Regions from separate parts of the Mus musculus genome. Here region 1 is linked to region 2. The links are chromatin loops, found by intact Hi-C in ENCODE. Cell type or tissue: gastrocnemius. All regions are shown on one strand. Each heading gives the region's core, and the rest is flanking DNA. Links, peaks and the distances in the headings are about the cores only.

Region 1 (10,431 bases), core at 1,198-9,197, 54 kb before region 2:
AAAATTAAAAAAAAAAAAAACTTTTTTAAAGATTTATTTGTGTGTTTTATGTAAGTACACTGTATACTGTCACTGTCTTCAGACACACCAGGAGAGGACATTGGATCCCATTACAGATGGTTGTAAGCCGCCATGTAGTTCCTGAGGCCTGGGGAATTGAACTCAAGACCTCTGGGAAAGCAGTCAGTGCTCTTAACTGCAGAGCCATCTCTCCAGCCCCTAAAAAAAAAAAACAAAAAAAAACAAAAAACGTTTTGCAAAGAATGTCTAAATGACTAAGGAGAGCAGTGAGGGATTGAAGTCAGACAAGTCTCGTGGGCCTGCTGTGAAACTTGACATTTGGTTCTAAGCATGGCAGGTAGAGTCTAAGATGTCCTTCAAGATCTACCCCAGACAGCACCCATTTTTATTTTCACGGGGCTCTAATTTTGATAGATTCACCCCTGAGGTTATGTTTGTTTTATTTGGTACAGTTGAGTAACCGTGAGCAGGAATGGTGGCACTTGTCTTTAACCCCAGTACTCCAGAAGCAGAGGCAGGCAGATCCAAGGACTACTGGCTTTCTAAGCTGGCTAGGACTCTATGTGAGACTGGGGGCGGGGGGCAGGGAGGCTGTCTCCACCGATATCATCTTGGCTGTTTAAAGAAGAGGAGGTTAGAAGCAGGGAATCTGACAGGGTGCAACTGCCCTGCTGGCTTCTAGATAGAAGGGCTATGTGGTGGAGGTGTAGATAGCCTTTAGGAGCCGCAGGTAGCCCTGGATGGGAGCAGTAGGAAAAACAGTTCCAGCTGCCGTCACAGAGGACACCAGCCACAAAGAAGAGCAAGCTTGCAGGCTGGAGCTGAAGCCCAGTGGTAGGGAACCCACCTACTACCAGCCAGGCCTGGGTTCAATCCCCAGACCAGGAGGCAGGAAGGGAAACTCAAAAATGGGTGGCCTCATAGAACCTCCAGACAAAAAGTCTGTCCAGGCCACACTTCGATATCAACCTGCGAGACCCTCCCTGATCAGAAAGCCCCATCACAGGGTGCCAGACTTCTGGCCCACAGAACAGTTACATGGCCTGAGATCAGATTCAACTGTTTCAAAACAGAAACCAAAAGACCCTATGTGAGAAGTCACAGACACCTGTAATTTTAAAGAGATTTTTTTAGTTCGATTTATGTGTCTGTAATGTGTGGCTACCACATGTGTACAGGTACCGGAGGAGGTTCCTGGAGCTGGAGTCACAGGCAGTCGTGAGCCACATGCTATGGGTGCTGGAACCTGAGCTCTGAGCCTGTGAAAATGAACAAACGTGCCTCCAACCCCAGAGCCATCTCTTCAGCCTCATTTACGAATTTTTTTAAAAGTGAGTTTTGTTTTTATATCTTCCCCCATAGCTAAAAAGCTTCCATAATGGTCCACATGTCTGTAAGAGCCCTCTTCATAGACAGACATCCAGCAAGTAGCCCACAAAGAGGTAAACATTTTTGACCATAGGCAAGTTGCTTGCCCAGCTTCTGGAGGTCATGAAGGACTGCTGATATTCGAGTAAGTTCTTTAAGCAAAACTCAAATCTCATGTCACATGTGGAAGCATCAGCTTATAATCCAGAACTCAGACAGTCAAAGCAGAGCCAAGAGTGTGGAACCAACCAAGGCTACGTAGTGAGACCATGTAGAAAGAGGGCTGGCTATGACTCAGTAGTTCAGAAGACCAGAGTTTGGGTTCCACACTCACATAATGACTCACGACCATCTGAAAACCCAGTTCTAGGAACTATGATGCCCTCTTCTGGCCTCCATAGGTACTGCACACACACAGTGCACATAGCATGCACACACACACACAAAATAAAATAAAAACTATTTTTCAAAGAGAAAAAAGGAGAAGAGAGAGAAAGAAAGGAGGAGAGGGGGAAGGAGGGCATAAGGAAAGACAGAAGGGAAGGGAAGAGAAAGGTGAGCAGAAGGGAGCCGGGCGTTGTGGTGCACGCCTTTAATCCCAGCACTTGGGAGGCAGAGGCAGGCGGATTTCTGAGTTCGAGGCCAGCCTGGTCTACAAAGTGAGTTCCAAAACAGCCAGGGCTATACAGAGAAACCCTGTCTCGAAAAACAAAAACAAAAACAAACAAACAAACAAACAAAAGATGAGCAGAAGGAAGAGAAGGCAAAAGAGGAGAGAACGAGATGATTGCATTCTACACTCTAATTTGGTCTCTCTATGTAGCTCAAGCTGGCATTGCATTCCTGCCTCAGCCTTTGTCAACCATGGCAGTGTGCAGATGCAGCAGGATGGCATGGACTCACTTTCTAAGCCGAGCACAGCCCCATCAGACTTCTGTCTCTCCTGCCACCATTTCCCAAGTGCCTGTGCTCCATCCTGGTGACGATACTTGGTTGCTCCCTCTCCCACCTTTTGCATATGATGAAAATCACAGGATCAGCCAGCAGATCCATCCGTGGTGCACCCTGTGTGCGAGCATACAGAGGCAAGAGATTGATGCCAGCTGTCTTCTTCTGCCATTTTCCCCTGAGCCTGAAGCTTACTACTTCTCCTCGACTGAATGGTCAGGAGGCTTCCAGGGTCCACTTACACATGTATGTGTGAAATGCACACACACTGGCCCCAGGACTGCATTTACAAACGCATACTTCTGCATTCTGCTTTACACTGATGCTGGGCATCTAAACTCAGGTCCTCATGCACACACATCAAACACTTAATCTATTTCACCACCGTGTCCCCAGCGCAGCCATTGTTTTTGAGATAGATCCTCACACTGCAACCCACACTAGCCTGGGACTCTGTATGCAACCCGACTTAGCCTAGACCTCACAATGGTCCTGCTTTTCGGTGTCTCTGATGCTGGGATTACAGGTGTGAGTTTCTATAACCTCCTGACTTTTATCAATTTCATGGCCTTAATGCTCCAAGACCAGTGCCAAAGAGAAGCCTGGAGCAGCCCCCAAGAGGTTTGGTGGTAGAGAAGTGGAAAGTTGTTTCCAGATCCAGTTTCCCCTACTTAGTTTGTACTGTGGTCCCCCCTAAAGTCCCAGGAGGGAACCAGCTCACGTCCCTCTCTTCCTCCAAACTGCAGTCCACAGCTTCCTGGGGCCCAAGAGGGGAGGCTGGTGATGGAAAGGGAGGAAAGGAGGAAGCTGTATAGAGCTCTGGTGGGGGCGTGGGGCTCTCTGGCATCCTGGGGGAGTCTTCCTCCTTAATTGCTGCAGTCCTCCAGCTGTTATCACTAACAAGAAATTAAAAAGCATCCTGCCCCCTGCCCCCTGCTCCTGCCCTCACTGCTCGAAAATGCTTCCTCAGAGGAGCCCCACGGAGGCTTCTGCAGAGACTCAGTGTGGCCACCCCCCCCCATACACACACACTGAGAAATGAGGTCAGGGAGTGAGAATGGGCCCCAGCCATCCATTTCTGCTACCACCAGGTCCTGATCTTATATACCATGTCTCATAATGCCCACAGTTCTTCTGGAACTCATCGAATTTGGAATTTAGGGGAAAGATCCCTGGGATCTGCAACTGCTCTAGACTCAGCAAGAGACTAGAGAAAAGCAAGAGGAGATAGGTCAGTAATCAAAGCAAATGGGATTTCAGCCTGGAGAAGAGCCTCCAGCTGCCCTGGGGTTCCCTGCTCTAAGAATCATAGCCCCTTGCTTTGGATCAGTGTGATAGCAACGTGTCCTCTGCTTGCTTCTCCAGCCTCCGCGCCCGTCTTAGGTAGAACTCTAGGGCAAATGATAACTTTCTGTTCAAATGGACCTGCAGCACCTACATATCGGAAATGAGTAGCATGGCTCTGTCTGCCTTATCCCCCATCTTTCCTCCAAGTCTTCCCAATGAATGACTGTGTTCTACCATCCCCCCCACACACACACACAGCCCCACCAACACCCCATGCTTCCTGTTAAGTCATGTCACCTAGATAAGGGACGAGCCCCCCAGTGAACCCTCTAAATTATGACGCTGGAGTGAACTCTTGGCTCACACAGTTGAGTGAAAGACGCGCCTGCGTGCTTCTGGCATTGTTCATGCAAAGTTGGGTCGGTACCATGGAGATTAATAATATGCAGTTTCATTTCGAATTGTGCCTGACTTCAGCCGACATTGTCGTCACAGATATTGTCCCCAGTGGTGGATTACCTGTCATGTAATCACTGTTCTTTAGACTTTTCTGAAGGTGTTTACTGTTAAAAACAGGGTTTTCTAGCTTCAGATCATCAGGAATCTTGAAACTGTTGCTGGGGTGTATACCTATAACCCCAGCTCTCTGCAGGTGGGAGCCGGAGGGTCAGGAGTTCAAGGCTGATTAGCCTTGGCTAAGTGTCTCCAAAAGAAAAGAGGGTTGGGAAGGTTGCTCAATCCATAAAGTGCTTACCACGAATGCATAAGGACCTGTGTCCAATTCACAGAACCCATGGAAAAGCTGGTTGCCCTGACACGTGACTGTGATGCCAGCCCCGAGGATTCGGACAGAGAGAGGAAGATTCTGAGAGCTAACCGGCCAGGTCCGTCTATCCGAGACAGGGAACTCCAGATCCCGCGAGTGATCCTAGCAGATCCCATGGTGTGACCCTAGCTCAGAGCTAAGGTGAAAAGCAATCGGCACAGTCCTCAGATCTCCGCATTCATGGGTGTGTACACAGAAGAAGAGGGGGGATTTCAACCTGAACACAGCCAATGGTTGCCTATCTGTCATACACACACGCATATACACACTCACGGTCTCGTGAGTATTCAGTCCTGGCAAGTCTTCTGTACATCCATTTTTTACATAAATTAGACTCATTTTTGCATCAGAGGATAAATGAAGCAGGTATCTGCCTGGCAGCTATGTCAAGAGGGGAAAGTTTGAAGACTTGCCTAACGAGGGTGTCATCAGCTCTCCCTGCCTGTGGACAAGGGTTACTCTGGAGCATAGTCTGACACGTGTGTGTGCCCGCTCACTACTCGCCAGGGCTGCTGGCAAGCCTGAGTCAGGGCTGAGTTTATGTAAGTCAGTCTTACGTAAGCCTATACCTATCAAGTCTTGGAAGGTATGCTGTGCAATAAATAGTTGAGATTATGACTCTGAGCTTAATGTGGGGGTACCTGATATGACAAGACTGCTCTTAAAAATAATTTACCCATTCTCAAACTTCAGCTCACGCAGAGTGCCTGTGTGTGCCCAGCCCTGTGGAGAAGCTGTCAGGCAACTAAGAGATGTTATAAGCTGTCCCTGCCTTAATGAAGCCTGGAACAGAGTCCCAGAAAAGTGCGGGGACTCTTGCCTTTCTAAACCCCTTCTTCCCCAAACATGGCCATCCCCCCTGGCAAAATGAAAGATCCTCTCACTGTCCCCAGCACTCTCACAAAGGAGCAATCCTCTTCTTTGACAGATGCCCCTTCCCTTGTTACTGATGTTCGGTTTTGACCATGTCTAACGTGTCTAACAACTCCTTTGTGTCCCCCTCTACCATTCACTCCCCTGCCTCCCCAGTATCTTTGGAGAGCCTTCAGTGCTTCCAAAATGCTGTCTGTGCCCCAGCTCTCCTCCCCCAAACAACCCGGGGGGGGGGCACGGCTGGGGTGGGGGAGGGGTTGGGGAGTGGTATTGCCATCTGCATCTTCTCAGAAGTCAGCCTCCCCCACTTCCCATCTGAGTTGGGAGGGGGAAACTGCTGAGTCAGGATATTCCTGACACTCCCTCCCCTCCCCCAGGCAGGACCAAATGTCACACACCCTGCCTGAGTGACCAGCCTCACCACAGTGTCTAGTCTCAGCTCAGAGGCTGCTTTCCCCACACAGACCCCCCTCATATCCAAGAGGATGCTCAAGGAGGCGGGGCATGGGGGCCTGGCCTTCAAGACCTTGCTTGGACTCCTAGTGAGGTATCACACTACTTCCTGCCATTCCAATCTCCCTCCCTCATCCCTAGTTCCCTCTCCCCCAACCACCTCACTCAGAAAACCTGGTGTCACTGACCAGGAGAGAACTAGAAAGCTGGGGCAATCAGGACCAAACCCTGACTGAGAATCTACACATACACCTGTGTGGGGTACACCTCTGTAGTGCAATGTTTGGGGTACCTCCACTGTGCAGAGGGAAGCCTCAAGAAAGATGTGCAATCCCAAAGCAGCCTATTCTGACAAGAGAGCCTTCCCTCTCTTCAAGGTGCTCCTCATCTGCTGGGGGACACCACCTAGAAAGGGGAGGAGGCTGCTCTCTCACTGAGGGGGACACATAAAGCAGCTAGAACTCACCGTCTACAACAAAGCCCCTAGTGGTCCTGAAAGGGTGGACAAAGGCAGTGGATGGGAGTGTCTGAACTAGGTAAGGGAAGCCGTCCCAAAGCAGGGCTGATGGTCGGAGGCATGGGGCTATTCTGAAGGCCCAAGGCTGAGCAAAGAAGACAAGACCTGTGGACAGGCCAAGGTCAAAACCCCAAGGCAAGGCCTGCCTAGAGAATGGATAAGCCATGAACAGGGAGGAGAGGGTCCTGTTTCTTCCTGGTGACCATGTTGCTGTCCAAAGTGACAGCAGCCACAGAAGGCCTGTGCTGCTCAGTCCAAAGACCTCCTCCTCAACCAGCAGTGTGAGGCCTTGAGTAACCTGTGTGACTGAACAGGGTCTGTGATCAGCAGGCTCCCAAACTTGACCTAATGCCATCCATCAAGAGACCAACATTCTCATCTGCACTGGGACACCGACCCCAGAGCCTTTTCTATCTGTAGCTCTGTGGTCTGTTTCTCTCTAGAGAAGAAAGTTAAGAGTGAAGGAAAGAAACGGGAGAGCAAGAAGACAGCCTGACTCCCCACCCCCAGGTCACAGGGCGGTGACTGCCCGGAGCTCTGACTCCCTGCACACCCAGGTCCAGGGCCTGACCCTTGGCAGCCCACTCAGCCCACAAATGGCCTCCTCCCTTGGAGAGCCCAGCAGGGTGGTTTCACAACTGTGTGTGTTTGATGGAGCCTGTTCTTGGAAAGCCAGGGACGGGACAATTCAGTTCTGGGTGTTGGAGAGCCCTGGGCCCCTGGGGTCTGCAGTTGAACAATAAACAGGCATAAGTCTGCCTGGTATGTGCGTGGAGGGGCACAAGGTTAGCCAGTGTTGTAAGTCTGGGGTTGGAGGAGCAAGGCCCTCACTATGAGTTTACCACACAGCACAAGTCCTTCAGGGGGTATCACAGTCTGTTCCCGCTAGAGAGGCTGCAGCTGAAGCAAAAGGAAGATGCTAAGGACATTTAGCACAGCCAACTGAAAGAGCCCTTAGGGCAGGGCCACTCCATGGTCCATCACAGCATCTGGCTCCTCAATAGCATGTAGTACAGGTTAGGAACTACAGACCTGACACAGTATCCTTAGAGACAAGTGAGTTATCCTTCCAAAGCTAGGGTCTGACCAGGGAAGTATGGATCACAGGCAAGAGAGAAGCCCAGGCCAGACCTGGTGACACAGGCCTGTCAACTCAGGTACTCAGGAGGCTAAGGCAGGAAGATCAAAAGTTCAAGGCTTGCCTGAGCTATAGAGCAAATTCAAGGTCAGTCTAGATGACTTAGACCCTATCTCAAAATAAAAAGCATATTTTTAAAAAGGGGGCTGAGGTTGTAACTCCGTGGTAGAGCATTTGTCTAGCATAAGTAAGGCCCAATATGTAATCCCTAGTATATGAGAGGAGAGAGAGAGAGAGAGAGAGAGAGAGAGAGAGAGAGAGAGAGAGAGAATGTTATATCCTATGTACTCTGGATAATGAGGCATAAATTCTAGGCCTTTTTTTTTTTTTTGTTCCCTGCTGGTGTAGGTAAGAAAGATCTAAGGGCAGGGCTACCCCAGTGGCCCACCATAGAGCCTGGCTCTCCAATAGTGTGTCGGGATGATCAGCAAAGGAGAGGGGTCTAAGCAACGAGCAAGGAGGGACGGCCACCTACTGTTCAAGCTGATCCACAGAAAAAAGGCCCTGTCTCTCAGCCAGGACCAATGTCTCTCTGACATTCCATCTCGAACAGCCAAGCCTGGGTGCTCTTCACAGGAAAGGCCAGCCTGACCTGGGGCACTGAAGGCGGGGACTCAGAGGCAGTGATTTGACAGGTGTAGGTGAACGCTGGTTAATTAACTAGCAACTGAGGCCAAAACCTGCCTTTCTACACACCCCCTCCTAGCATCTCCAAAGGTCCACAGGTTTTACGTACATTTTGGAGTTTCCAAGCTGTCTCCCGTCCTTGCCTGACCCCTCTACCTCCAACCCTTCAAGTTCTCAAAGATCTCAGAACGATGCAAGACTCAACTCACAACTGGCTCAGTCTCTGTGTGCTCTCTCTTGCTGTGCATGGACACCTTGACCAAAAGCAATCTGAGGAGGAAAACCCATTTCCGCTTCCAGGGAGGCCAGGAGCGGAGGCTGGAGGCTGAAGCAGAAACCATAGAGGAAACACACGACAGTGTCAGCCAGGTGTGGTGGAGCACACTGTTAAGCCCAGCACTGGGGAAGCAGAGGCAGGCAGGTCTCTTGAGTTCGAGGCCAGCCTGATCTACAGATTGAGTTCCTGGACAGGACTATGTATATATGAAGAGACCCTGCCTCTAACAAACAATAAAAAGTAAAACAGGTAAGACAGCCTCTCTCTCTCTCTCTCTCTCTCTCTCTCTCACACACACACACACACACACACACACACACAAGCACAGCCGATCCAATGGAAGTAATTCTTCACCTGAAATTTCCTCTTCCTATGCTATTCCGGTTTGTGTCAGGTTGATGATTTAAAAAAAAAAAACAAAAAACAAAAAACATGCCGGGCATGGTGGCATGGTGGCGCATGCCTTTAATCCAAGCACTTGGGAGGCAGAGGCAGGCAGATTTCTAAGTTCGAGGCCAGCCTGGTCTACAAAGTGAGTTCCAGGACAGCCAGGGCAACACAGAGAAACCCTGTCTCAAAAACAAAACAACAACAACAAAAACAAAACAAGTAACACACCAACAGACTTTCATGTGCATATGAAATCTATGTACCAAAAACTGTGGTAGCCATGAATCCATACGCGAAGGGGAGGCTCAGCAATTAAGAGCACGTGCTGCTCTTCCCGAGGGCCAGAGCTTGGTTCCCATTCCCTATGTCAGGCAGTGCGACAGCTCCAGTCTTCAAGAGCACTCACATGCATGTATGCATATGCGGACACAAACACAGATGTATATGCGTAAATAATTTTGCTTAAGAGTTGACATTCAATGAACCAAGTTCCTCATGTACCAGGAACCGCATTGCTGGCTCTGCACGTCTAATAACGTCAAGTGTTCTAAGTAAACAGCATTGGCTGCAGGGAGGGAGGAATGTGTACAAGAGAGACGCTGATGAAAATGTTTTTAACTTTAGTTCGATTCTCTGACACACATTTTTCACATTCTCCCACATCTCTGAAATCAGGATGTCCCTTGCAACCAGTAACAAGAAGGCACTGTGTCATAGTTTAGTTAGGCAGCCTGCATCTGGTTTGGATAAAATATACCATCTAGGCAAACTAACTATGCTTTTTCAACTGACAGTGGGTGACACATGGAACCTGTATTGTGGATTTCAAGTTTGTGGGGGCACCGGGGTGTAGAGCATGTGTCATCCATCAATCTGAGAGTTTTCTGGGGAAGAGGCCCTTTCCTCCCCAGAGCTCTGCCACAGCCCAAGCCTAGCACAGCCAGCCCCAAACCCGGGCTGATGGAAGCAAAGGAAACTGTGAGCCTCCACTGAAGCCCTTCTCGTTAGAGAAGGAAGAACCCAGGGAGAAGCCATTCCCTGCAGCCCCCAGGGGGAATAGAGGTGAAAGGGAAGGGGAGGATTGCCCCACTCCTCTCCAGGAACCTCAGGCCAATGGAAACATGCTGGCTGGCTTCAGTCACTCGGCGACCAGCCATCCGGGCTAACTAGGAGCCAATTGTAAACCCAGCACAAATGCCGGCCTAGCCTCTTCCAACTTAGGCTGTGTTTACCTGCCAAAACATGCCCCCATTGGCCTTGCCCTCTGCCCTCCGGCTGGCCCAGGCAGGGCAAAGGCTTAAAATGCCAGCCCCAGTGTAAAGCTAAGGAAGCCGATCTCTGAAGCCCTATGTGACCCACCCCGGGCTGAGCAGTTCCCTGAACCTGCCCTCTGGGCCCCACCAGGAGGCAGGGGATCTCCAGGGGCAAGGGGGTAAGAGGAAGGGAGAAGTGGCTTGTGCCAGGGACTCTCCTACTTGGTCAGAGATTGCCACCACCTCCTTCTCTTTGCCCTCTTTTCCCAGGACTCATTCATCCAGTTAAAGGCCTGTCTTCTACTTCCTATACATTTGTCCTGGAATCTGAGGGGCTCATAAACGTTCGCCGACCACTACAACAGATGCCTAAACTCAGAGAGATAATGCCTTGTCCCTCCTAGCCTGACCTGGGGGTGGGGCCTCTTTATTTAGGGGATGCGAGTCCTTCCT
Region 2 (10,431 bases), core at 1,691-9,690:
TGTGCCTCAAATTTCATAGAGATCCAGGAACCCATGGGCCCTGGAAGCAATGAGTGGAATAGCCTCCTGAGGATCACCCCGTCCGCCCGTACCCGCCGCCTCTAGGCAAGCCTACAGTTTCCCAGAGGAACAGGGTAGGGCATAGGGCCCTTTGAAAGGCCAGTTGGGCAGAAAGGGGGACAAGAAGTAATCCCCATCTCCCTTGTCCTGGCAGCAGTCTCCCGATGCCCCAGGAAGAGCGAGCAGAGAAGGGTGGACTCCACTTCCTCCCCTGGGTTCCCATGTCCATGACTGTCAGCTCTTAGTAATGAAAACTGTCCTGGAGTCAAAGAAGAGACTGAAGAGAAGGGAAAGGTGGCATCCTTCCAAACATGGAGTTATGACAGTTTTATTAGCCTGTTCTCCCCCTCATGTACACACACACACATAGCACATCCCAGACACAAACACACACACACTTACATCCCAGACACAACCACACACACATTACATCCCAGACAAAACCACACAGATACACACAATCACATCCCAGACCAAGACACACACACACCACTTCCCAGACACAAACACACACACACCACATCCCAGACACAAACACACACACACACATATACACCACATCCCAGACACAAACACACACACACCACATCCCAGACACAAACACACACACACATATACACCACATCCCAGACACAAACACACACACACCACATCCCAGACACAAACACACACACACCACATCCCAGACACAAACACACACACACACACACACACATACACACCACATCCCAGACACAACCACACATACACACAGCACATCCCAGACACAACCACACACACATCACATCCCAGACAAAACCACACAGATACACACAATCACATCCCAGACCAAGACACAAACACACACACCACATCCCAGACACAAACACACACATACACACCACATCCCAGACACAACCACACACACATCACACCCCAGACAAAACCACACAGATACACACAATCACATCCCAGACTAAGACACACACACACACACCACTTCCCAGACACAAACACACACACACCACATCCCAGACACAAACACACACACACCACATCCCAGACACAAACACATACACACCACATCCCAGACACAAACACATACACACATACACACATACACACCACATCCCAGACACACACACACACACACACACACACACACACACACACATATTGCATCCCAGACAAAACCCTAGTTTTGTTATTATTACTTATTATTATTTACCATTAATGTCCTTGGAGATTGGCAAGGTGGCACATTAGTTAGACCCCGTGCTGCCGTGGCAGAAGACCTGGGTTCCAGCGCCCACATGGTGTCTGACAGCTGTCTGTAGCTCCAGCTATATGCATATACATAAAAAGAAGCTTAAAAATATTAATACCTTGACTTTCACAGCCTACCCCATTTCCACAGACAGGAAGGGCAGCTCAGGGTTGCGACTGGCCCTATCTTGGTCCTGGTCATTCAGCAGCTGCCCACAATACCCACATTCCCACTGTTACCCCTCCCATTCCCCACCAAAACCCATCTCCCCAGGTTATACTGGCTTTTGCAGTGACCTTAGGAGGTGAGGGCACTGTCCCCCAGATCCTAGTCTGTCCTCTCTGTGCCTATCCCTGCACAGTGGCGAAAGCACAAAAGAAGGATGTCATACTTTGGTTCCCTGGTGACCAGATCATAAAATTGGAGACAACCAGTACTGAGCATTTTTCTCTGAAGATGGTGTTACTGGTATCCACGGCGGTCTGAGGTTAAGCCCCAGATCCCATGGGCAGACAGAAATGTGAAAGCACATACCTCAGCCACAGAACTCCCTGGGCCTCCTCAGTCTCCTCCCTCTTCCCACTACTGTGAGACCTGTGTCTCCTGTCAGGCCTTCCAAGAGCCCTGAGGTTCTTAGAAACAGTAGCATTCACCAGCAGGCTCCTAAGACAGTCTCTCCAGCTCCTGGATGCTCATCCCTAACCTATATGCCCTAGATTTCCGATGAGGCCCACAGTAACCCACTGCCCCAGGAATGGTGAGGACTATGGTCCCTTGAGATTCAGACCAGGCCTCTCAGCAGAGCTTCCATCACATCTGTCACCAGAGGGCTCGTTCACATCCGTCCTAGCAGGTAACTCCCGGGACAGCATATCTTGCAGGAACAGAGACTGAGGCTCAGCAAGGCTAATGGACTGGCCTAGACTGGTCCAGCTGCTCAGGGGCAACTCTAGAGCTCTCAAGCCTGCCAGTTTCATGTGCTTGTCCAATATGAAGTCAGCCCCCGAAGCTCTGGGAACTAAGCCTCGCTATCCAGCTCCTGCATGCAGAATATGCTGACCCTGTCATCCCAGGCTGCAAAGACATGAAGCGGTAACAGAACCTGACTAGAACCAGATGGGGCTCTTTACAGACGGAGGAACAGGCCCGGAGGTCAGGCGCATCTGCCTCATGTTACCAGCTGGTTAGGACAGAGGCTGATTTTCAGCTCTTCAGTTGTTGTGTATTTCTCCTTGTGCATACAAGAGACAGCATCTGCCTGGTGAGCCATGTCGGACCGATTCAGGGAAGGGCGACCATTAATTCTAAATGCCGTCAGATGTCAGATAGAGCCTTTTTCCTTATACAGGAACTACAGTGGGGGGGGGGGGGGAGGGATGCAGAAACGGCTCAGGGGCTGAGAGCCTTTGTTTTTTACTCTTCCAGAGGACCCAGGTTCTAGTCCCAGCACCCACAAGATGGCTCACGAGCATCCATAACTCATTTCAGGAGATCCAATACCCTCTTCTGACCAGGCATGTATTGACAGTCAAGCACATGTTCACAGAGCATAAATATAAATCAAAATTAAATAAAATAATTCTTTGAAGAAATGCATGGGTCAGGGGAAGGGGACCTCAGATGCCAGAGAGAAGGCCCAGCATGGAAGAGGACCCAGGGTTAGCTCTCAGCACGCGTATTAGGCAGCCTGTAACTCCAGCTCCAGGGGATCCAAAGCCCTCTTCTGGCCTCTTCAGACACCACATGCATGCACGTGCACAGAAAGTAAATCTAGAAGAAAAGAATTCCATCTGGGTAACAGGAGAGAAGAATGTGACGACTCATTCGGCCTGCAAGGGACGTGGCCTTTTCAGAAAGAGCATCCAGGGAGTTGAAGACATATCCAGCACAGACTTGTTTAGACTTCAAGGGAGCTGAGCTGAGCTGTCCTCATTGTCTCTAACCGCAGGATAAGCCTCTCACTGGGCTTGGATTCTGGCCCTGCATGAGAAAACTCTCAAAGGCCACTCACTATTGACCTCCTTCGCTTGGGCAAGCCACCTTGGATGGGGCCTCCAGCCTGGCTTTCCCCAAAGCTTTAGGGATTTTTGAGTGTCCCTGTGATGACCAATCTTCATTGTCAATGTGATTAGATTTAAAAAAACAAAAAACAAAAAAACAAAAAACACCTTGGAGATGCATCTCTGGACATATTTATGAGGGCATTTCTAGAGAAATTTTAATTGGGAAGACCCACACACTGAAGGTAGGTGGGGCCATCTCTTGGGCTGGGGTTCTCAACTCAATAAAGAAAAGAGAAATGAGCTAAGCATAAACATTAATCTCTCTCTCTCTCTCTCTCTCTCTCTCTCTCTCTCTCTCTCTCTCTCTCTCTCCCAGGCTAGCATTGAACTCTCAGAGATCCACCATCCACTGCCTCCCAACCTAGATTGCTTTTGATAATTGCCAAGGCAACAAGAAACACACGGCCTGGGGTTGCAGCTCACTGCTTCCAAGTGTCTGTGCTTGTTTTCCTTGTTGGGGCAGCGGAGCCGAATATCCTAGCACAGAAATTAGCCCTTTTCACTTTTTAAAGAACCCATCAGACAGTGTGTTTGAGCTGCATGGATCTTGTCCGATTTCACGGTAACAACAACAACAAACCATTAAGCACACACCTGTAACTTCTGCACGCAGGAGGCTAAGACTGGGTGGATGATAGCAAGACTGAGACCAGCCTGAGGCAGAGGAGACCTCATCTCAAAAGAAAATGTTAGCCCCTAAAGCTTAAAGTAACAGATATGGTGGCTGGCACAGACCTCCAAGCCCAGACGCGTGAGTTGGAGGCAGAAGGATCGAAAATTCAAACTTATCCTCAGCTACTAAGTTGAGGTAATCTGGGTTCCTGAGACAAGGTCTCAAAAGTAATTAATTAATTAATTAGCATCTAGGTGTGGTGGCTCATCCTTTTAATCCCAGCCCTTGGGAGGCAGAGGCAGGAAGATCTCTCTGAGTTTGAGGCTAGCCTGAACTACATGCCTACATAGAAAGTTCCAGGACAGCCAGACCTACTTAGAGAAATTCTGTCTCAAAAAAAATTTTTTAATTAAATAAAAAATAATTAATTTAAAAAATTTTAAATCAGAAAAAAGTGTCAACTCCACAGACAGCATATAGTACCTGCTTGCTGGATGCCCACTGAAGAAGATGGGAGAATGGATGAAAATAATGTTTCCAAAAGAGTCAGAGCAGTCCAAAGAAGGAAGCAACAGAAACCCTCAGGAGAAGAGGGTGATGTCACCAGGACTCTAGACAGAACCTAGCCGTTTCCAGATCCCTAGAGGGACAAACACACTCGTACATTTTGTCTGGACAAAGAGAGGTCCATTAGTCCTCCTCCTTTTGTATGTGTCCCCTCTCGTCATCGCTGTTGTGCGCGACCAAGTAAGGGCTCTTTGAATGAGTTCTCCACACTAGCACTTGATTGAGAGGCTGCAGCTCCATCAGGAGGCCGCTGGCCTCTATGAAGGGCCGTGGGAACATGCAGCCAGGCGAGCCCGTGGCAGCCAGGTCCTGGCTGTTCCCCCAGTCCAGCTGTCTCCACAGCTTGAGGTGCAGTCCTGTCCCTCCCCTGCACAAAACCAGTGAACGGAAGGGCAGCCCGGCTGAGGGTGAAACTAGACCCTCCTTGGGAGGCGCCAATCTCAGTTCCTGGCCTGGGCCGGGCAGGCCACGTGTTGTTATGGTTGAGTCGACCAGCTGGGAATTGGCAGGGGGGTTGTAAGGAAACCACATTAATTAGGAGAAAGCAAACAGGACTGTCACTGCTGGGCAGTCCTTTCCCCTGCGTTCCCTCACAGTCTGCTCCCACCAGGGTATCAGTACCAGATCGGTGCTCCGTCTTCCCGCCCTTTTCCTGTGTCTTCCTTGCCAGGGTCACAATTGTGTGACTGTTGGCTCTGACCCCTCTTCTTGGGTGAAGTGGGAGGAAGGCCAGACTAACCCATCTATCCGTAGCCGGACCGAACTTCCTTCCCTGATGGCACAGCTGGCAACCCCTGGTTGCCCAGCTCTTCCCCTCTCAGCTGAGACTGTGTTCTGGTTTGGTGGCAGCAATCAGCTCAGTTCTGTCACAAATTCAAGTTTTCATTGGCAAAAATGAACACATCCCAGTTTATCTACCATGGATGGGTCCCCAAAATCTTCCTTGGGAAGGTTTACCCGAGATTTAGATGACCTCCAGAGAGCAAGAGAGTTGGCCCAGTTATTAAGAGAGCATTCTGCTCTTGCAAGGGACCTGAGTTTGAATCCCCAGAATCCAAATCAGGTGACTCATAACTACCTATAGTCCCAGCTCTTGGGGGATGTGCACTCTCTTCTGGCCTCTTCAGGGGCCTGTGCTCATGTACACGCATCCACACGTGGATGTGCACACATGCACAGGATTTTAAACCTTTAGATTATCTCCAGAGTGAAGAGGCTGAGTTCAGGGAGAAGTGTGAGAGGAAGAAGAAATGTCTCCCTGGGTGGGGATTGGGAGAGATGCTCTGGGCCAGTTGTGTCAAGTGTCAGCAGAGGTTCTGCAACCTCAGTCCTCTTGAATATGTGCATATAGAGTCACGGCTGCTCTGTGAGTCCCAGGAGTACTATGACAATTGGAAAGAGTTACCCAGGGGCTGGTGAGATGGCTCAGTGGGTAAGAGCACCCGACTGCTCTTCCGAAGGTCCGGAGTTCAAATCCCAGCAACCACATGGTGGCTCACAACCATCTGTAACGAGATCTGATGCCCTCTTCTGGTCTGTCTGAAGACAGCTACAGTGTACTTACATATAATAATAAATAAATCTTTAAAAAAAAAAAAAAAAAAAAAGAGTTACCCAGATGTGCTAGCACATGATTTTAATCCCACAGCTCGGGAGACAAAAAGCAGGCAGATCTCTGTGAGTTCAAGGCCAGCCTGGATTATATAGTGAGTTTGAGGCCAGGAACATAGGAACATAGGGAAAAAGAAGAGGAGGAGAAGGAGGAGGAGGACGAGGAGAAAGAGGAGGACAAGGACGAGGAGAAAATAGTTCCCCTGTGCATACAGGTGCCTTTGCCAACAGTCCCAGAAATTCTGACTCATGAAAAAATTCCGTTCTTGGATGGGAGCTACCATTTTTCAGCCTGTAGAAGAAAACCCTTCCTGTCTTTGATTCCACAGACAGCGCAGCTGTGTAGTCAACAAAACATCCCTGCATCCCCAACTAAGAACGACGTATAGTAGACTAACTGATGGATAGGAAAGGTTGTGTTTAGAGTGAGAAGATAGACCTTAGAAAATAAGTTTGAATTAAGTCAGGCATGGTATCTTGTCATCCCAGGAGACACAAGTTTGAGACCAGCATGGGCTAATTAATGAATTTAATACCAGTCTGGCCAAAATAGCAAGATTCTGTCAAAAAGGGAGAGGGAGGGGGGAGAAAAGAGAGTTGGTTTGAGTTGAAAGTAAGCCAAAAACCTCCGGTACGTTATAGAAATTTCCAGACAATGACATAGTACATATCCATTAAAAATGTCATCAAAGAAGCAGAGTGGTGGTGGCATGTGAGACACAAAGGCAAGTGGATCTCTGTGAGTTGGAGGCCAAGCTGGTCTACAGAGTGAGTTCCAAGACAGCCAGGGCTACATAGAGAAACCCTGTCTGGAAAAAATATAATTTTAGGGGCTGGAGAGATGGCTCAGTGGTTAAGAGCAATGACTGCTCTTCTAGAGGTCCCGAGTTCAAATCCCAGTAACCACATGGTGGCTCACAACCACCTGTAATGTAAATCAGATGCCTTCTTCTGGTGTGTCTGAAGATGGCTACAGTGTACTCATATACGTAAAATAAATAAAAATTTTTTAAAGTATTTTTTAAAAATGGAATCAAAGAGAGGCAGTTGGCACATACCTATAATCCTAGCAGTTAGGAAGCAGAGCTAGAATGTTTATGAGTTCAAATCCAGCCTGATCTATGTAGCAAAGTCCATGTTAGCCTGGACTCGGTGAAACTCTGCCTCAATAAATAGATAAGTAGATGACAAAATTGAGGTCAATGTGACCAGATAGAGATTCCAGAAAACAGAATGGCTAAAGAACAGGGAAGGGAGAGTGGGCTCCTCATGCCTCGGTCTATGGTAGTTTTTTTTCTAAATGGTGTTAGGTCAGTAAGACACTACTATGGTAGAAAGTGAGTGTTTTAAATATTTTTATTTTACTTATGATGATGAAGGGGTGTGTGTGTGTGTATACACAAGCAATAGAGAAGAGTACACATGCACACAAGCATGTGTCACAGTAAGCGTGGGGATCAGAGGACACCTTTTAAAAGTTGGTTCACTCCTATCTTTATGTGGTTTCCAGGGATTGAAGTGAGGTCATCAGGTTTGCAATGTGCTGCAATGGCTACCGTCAACCTGAACAGAAAACAAGCCGGTAAACAGCCTCCCCCCAACAGACTGCTTCAGTTCCCGCTTGGGCTCCTACCTAGACTTCTCTCTGCAAACTGTAAAACAAGTCCCTTCCTCCTCAAGTTGCTTTTAGTCCTGGTGTTTATCACAGCAGCAGAAAGCCAACCAGGACATGTGACAAGCTCTTTTACCCATTAAACCACCTTGGTGGCCCAGAAAATGAATCTCAGACCACACGGCAAAACAATTCCAGATGAATTGAAGATCTAATTATAAAGGCTTTGCAAGAAAACATAGGAGATTATTTTCATGACCTTAAAAGAGAGGTAAGGAAACAAGCTGGGTGGGTGGTGGCACACGCCTTTAATCCCGGCACTTGGGAGGCAGAGGCAGGCAGATTTCTGAGTTCGAGGCCAGCCTGGTCTACAGAGTGAGAGAGTGAGTTTCAGGACAGCCAGAGTCACACAGAGAAACCCTGTCTTGAAAAACCAAAAAAAAAAAAAAAAAAAAAAGAAAGAAAGAAAGAAAGAAAGAAAAGAAAAAGCGACCAGGGGGCTAGAAAGATGGCCGTGTGGTTAAGAGCACTTTCTGCTCTTACCAACATCTAGAGTTTGGTTCCCAGTATCCATGTGGTAACTCAGTCATCTCTAACTCCAGTTCCAGGGGATCATATACCTTCTGGCTTCTGCAGGCACCGGGCACACACATGGTGCACATACATATGTGCAGGCAAAAACATTCATACACATAAAATGAAAATAAATTTTAAATATATGTATTTAATACCAATGTATCCAAAAAACATATAAATGTAAAATGAGCACAAATCCTGAATAGATAACTTACAAAATAGGATATCTACATGGTTTATAAACATATGAAAAGCTATTCTCATTAGACATCATATGAATGTAGAAGAAATCCTCAATGAACTCTGGCTATATACTAACCAGAGGGACAGATGAAATCTACAAAAGAAAAAAAAATCAAACATTGACAAGGTTTTGGAGCAACTGGAGTTCCCACATAGAGCCAGTACCGGAATAAACTGGTGCAGTCGCCATAGGAAGCTTCCAGGCACGTTCTACCACAGCTGAACATATGTGTACCCTAACAGCTCCATCACTAGAATATGCCAGAAAGTTTGCTCTCTGTGAGGTTTGCCAAAAGGCATGCTTGTCCCAGCACTATGTGTAATGGTCCCACGTGGGGATGATCCAAACAGAGAAAAGGATATTTAAAATGATATGCATTCTAAGAAAATACTTTATAAAGGTCAAATCAGGAAAATGTTGTTTGTGGTGCCAAAGATTGAGAAAATAGCTATCCTTGGGAGGAGTGACTGGGAGGATGTACAACTTAGTGTCCTAGAGTGTTGACTGTGTTCTACTTGTTAGCATGGAAAATAGACTTATTCTATGGAAATTCATCAAGCTGTCCACTGAAGATTGGTGTACTTTACTTACATGCTTAATTCTTTAATTTTAAAAATAGGTTGTGTGTGTGTGTTTAAAGAAATTTTTGAAGACACATGCACACTTTTAATCTCAGCCTTTGGGAGGCTAGCCTGGTCTATATAGCAAGTTTTAGGACGGCCAGTAAAACCCTGTAGCTAGCTAGCTAGCTAGCTAGCTAGTTAGTTAGTTAGAACCTCTTGAGCAAAATATGGTGGCACAAAATTGTTTTGTCATGTAGGAGCTAATAATAAACAGGCTCAGAAAAACAAGATGGCTCACAACAAAGAGCATGAATGAATGAATAAACATGAACCGTGGTGATTTCCTTGTTCAAGATAATTGGTGCTCACCTCAGGATTCTCTGTTGTATTTATTCCTTTTTCCTTCATTTTTTTTCTACTATGACCAGGTTACCTGTTTTCTTTTAACCTGTCTTTATAGAAAATGAAAGCTGGTTTTGAAAATATCATTTACCATTTTCTTCATTCATTCATTCATTCGTTCGTTCGTTTTAGAAACTGTCTTTTTCCTCTAGCTTCTTGCCATTTGATTTAAGCAGAACAGCCCAGAAACACTCAGTTCAGTTCCAGCCCATTCAGTGGCCTGAGCAGTGGGAACCCAGTGCTGGCCGGGCTCTCCAGCCTTCAGTAGGAAACTGCTGGACAGGCACAAGGAGGACATGCACACCCCTCAGTCTGCCACCTCTGGTGGAGCAGCAGTGAACCCAGGAGCCAGGGTGACCCATACATCCTTCAGTTCCTCCTTTCCACAGCCTTTTCATTGGCTGCGTGCTCTTTCTTCTATGTCTCGTCAGGGTCTCTGTAGGGGGAGAGATCAGGCATGACCGCCCATGGATGCTCACACAAGGTGTACATCCATGGGAAGAACTTAATGGGTCAGAATCCACTACATCACCCCCAACTGAGTGAGCTCCCTTTTATGATGCATGGGCTAACTGATTGTTTCCAGCTGAAAGGCCACATCTCTCAGCTTCCCTTTCAGACTACGAAGTCATTTCTACTCCTGTAAGGGGCTGTTGCCCATCTTCCCTTGCTGAGAATAAGCATTGTCCCTGCTAAGGACAAACTGAGCCTCTCTTTCTGTCTCTCTACAGCTGCCTTTAAATAACCTAGCATAATGGTGGTGCAGCAACCCGGGCTTTGACACCAAATGTTAGATCTCTTAGGCAGTGTAGGGAGACAGAAGACCGAAAAAGAGGCTAAAGCCTTTTCTCCGCAGAGAGGTCTGTTCATTCCA

The links. Peaks named below come from ENCODE experiments on the same cell type or tissue, not always from the same donor. Only the 100,000 strongest peaks of a DNase experiment are listed, where the experiment ranks them.
Region 1: a loop joins it to region 2, with 2.3 times the contacts of the local background. A loop is called at or near these places in 3 of 42 quality-filtered maps.

What each region holds. Positions count from the first base shown.
Region 1 is chr17:46,046,608-46,057,038 of GRCm38, forward strand. No RefSeq gene overlaps it. Among named protein-coding and RNA genes, the nearest start is that of Vegfa, 19 kb to the left of the region's middle. In gastrocnemius, for the core only: a CTCF peak has its summit at 1,770 (motif pointing left); no DNase peak of the experiment used is centred there; H3K27ac peaks cover 424 bases.
Region 2 is chr17:46,099,705-46,110,135 of GRCm38, forward strand. No RefSeq gene overlaps it. Among named protein-coding and RNA genes, the nearest start is that of Mrps18a, 6.1 kb to the right of the region's middle. In gastrocnemius, for the core only: a CTCF peak has its summit at 4,819; a DNase peak (open chromatin) is centred at 4,927; H3K4me3 peaks cover 686 bases; H3K27ac peaks cover 2,607 bases.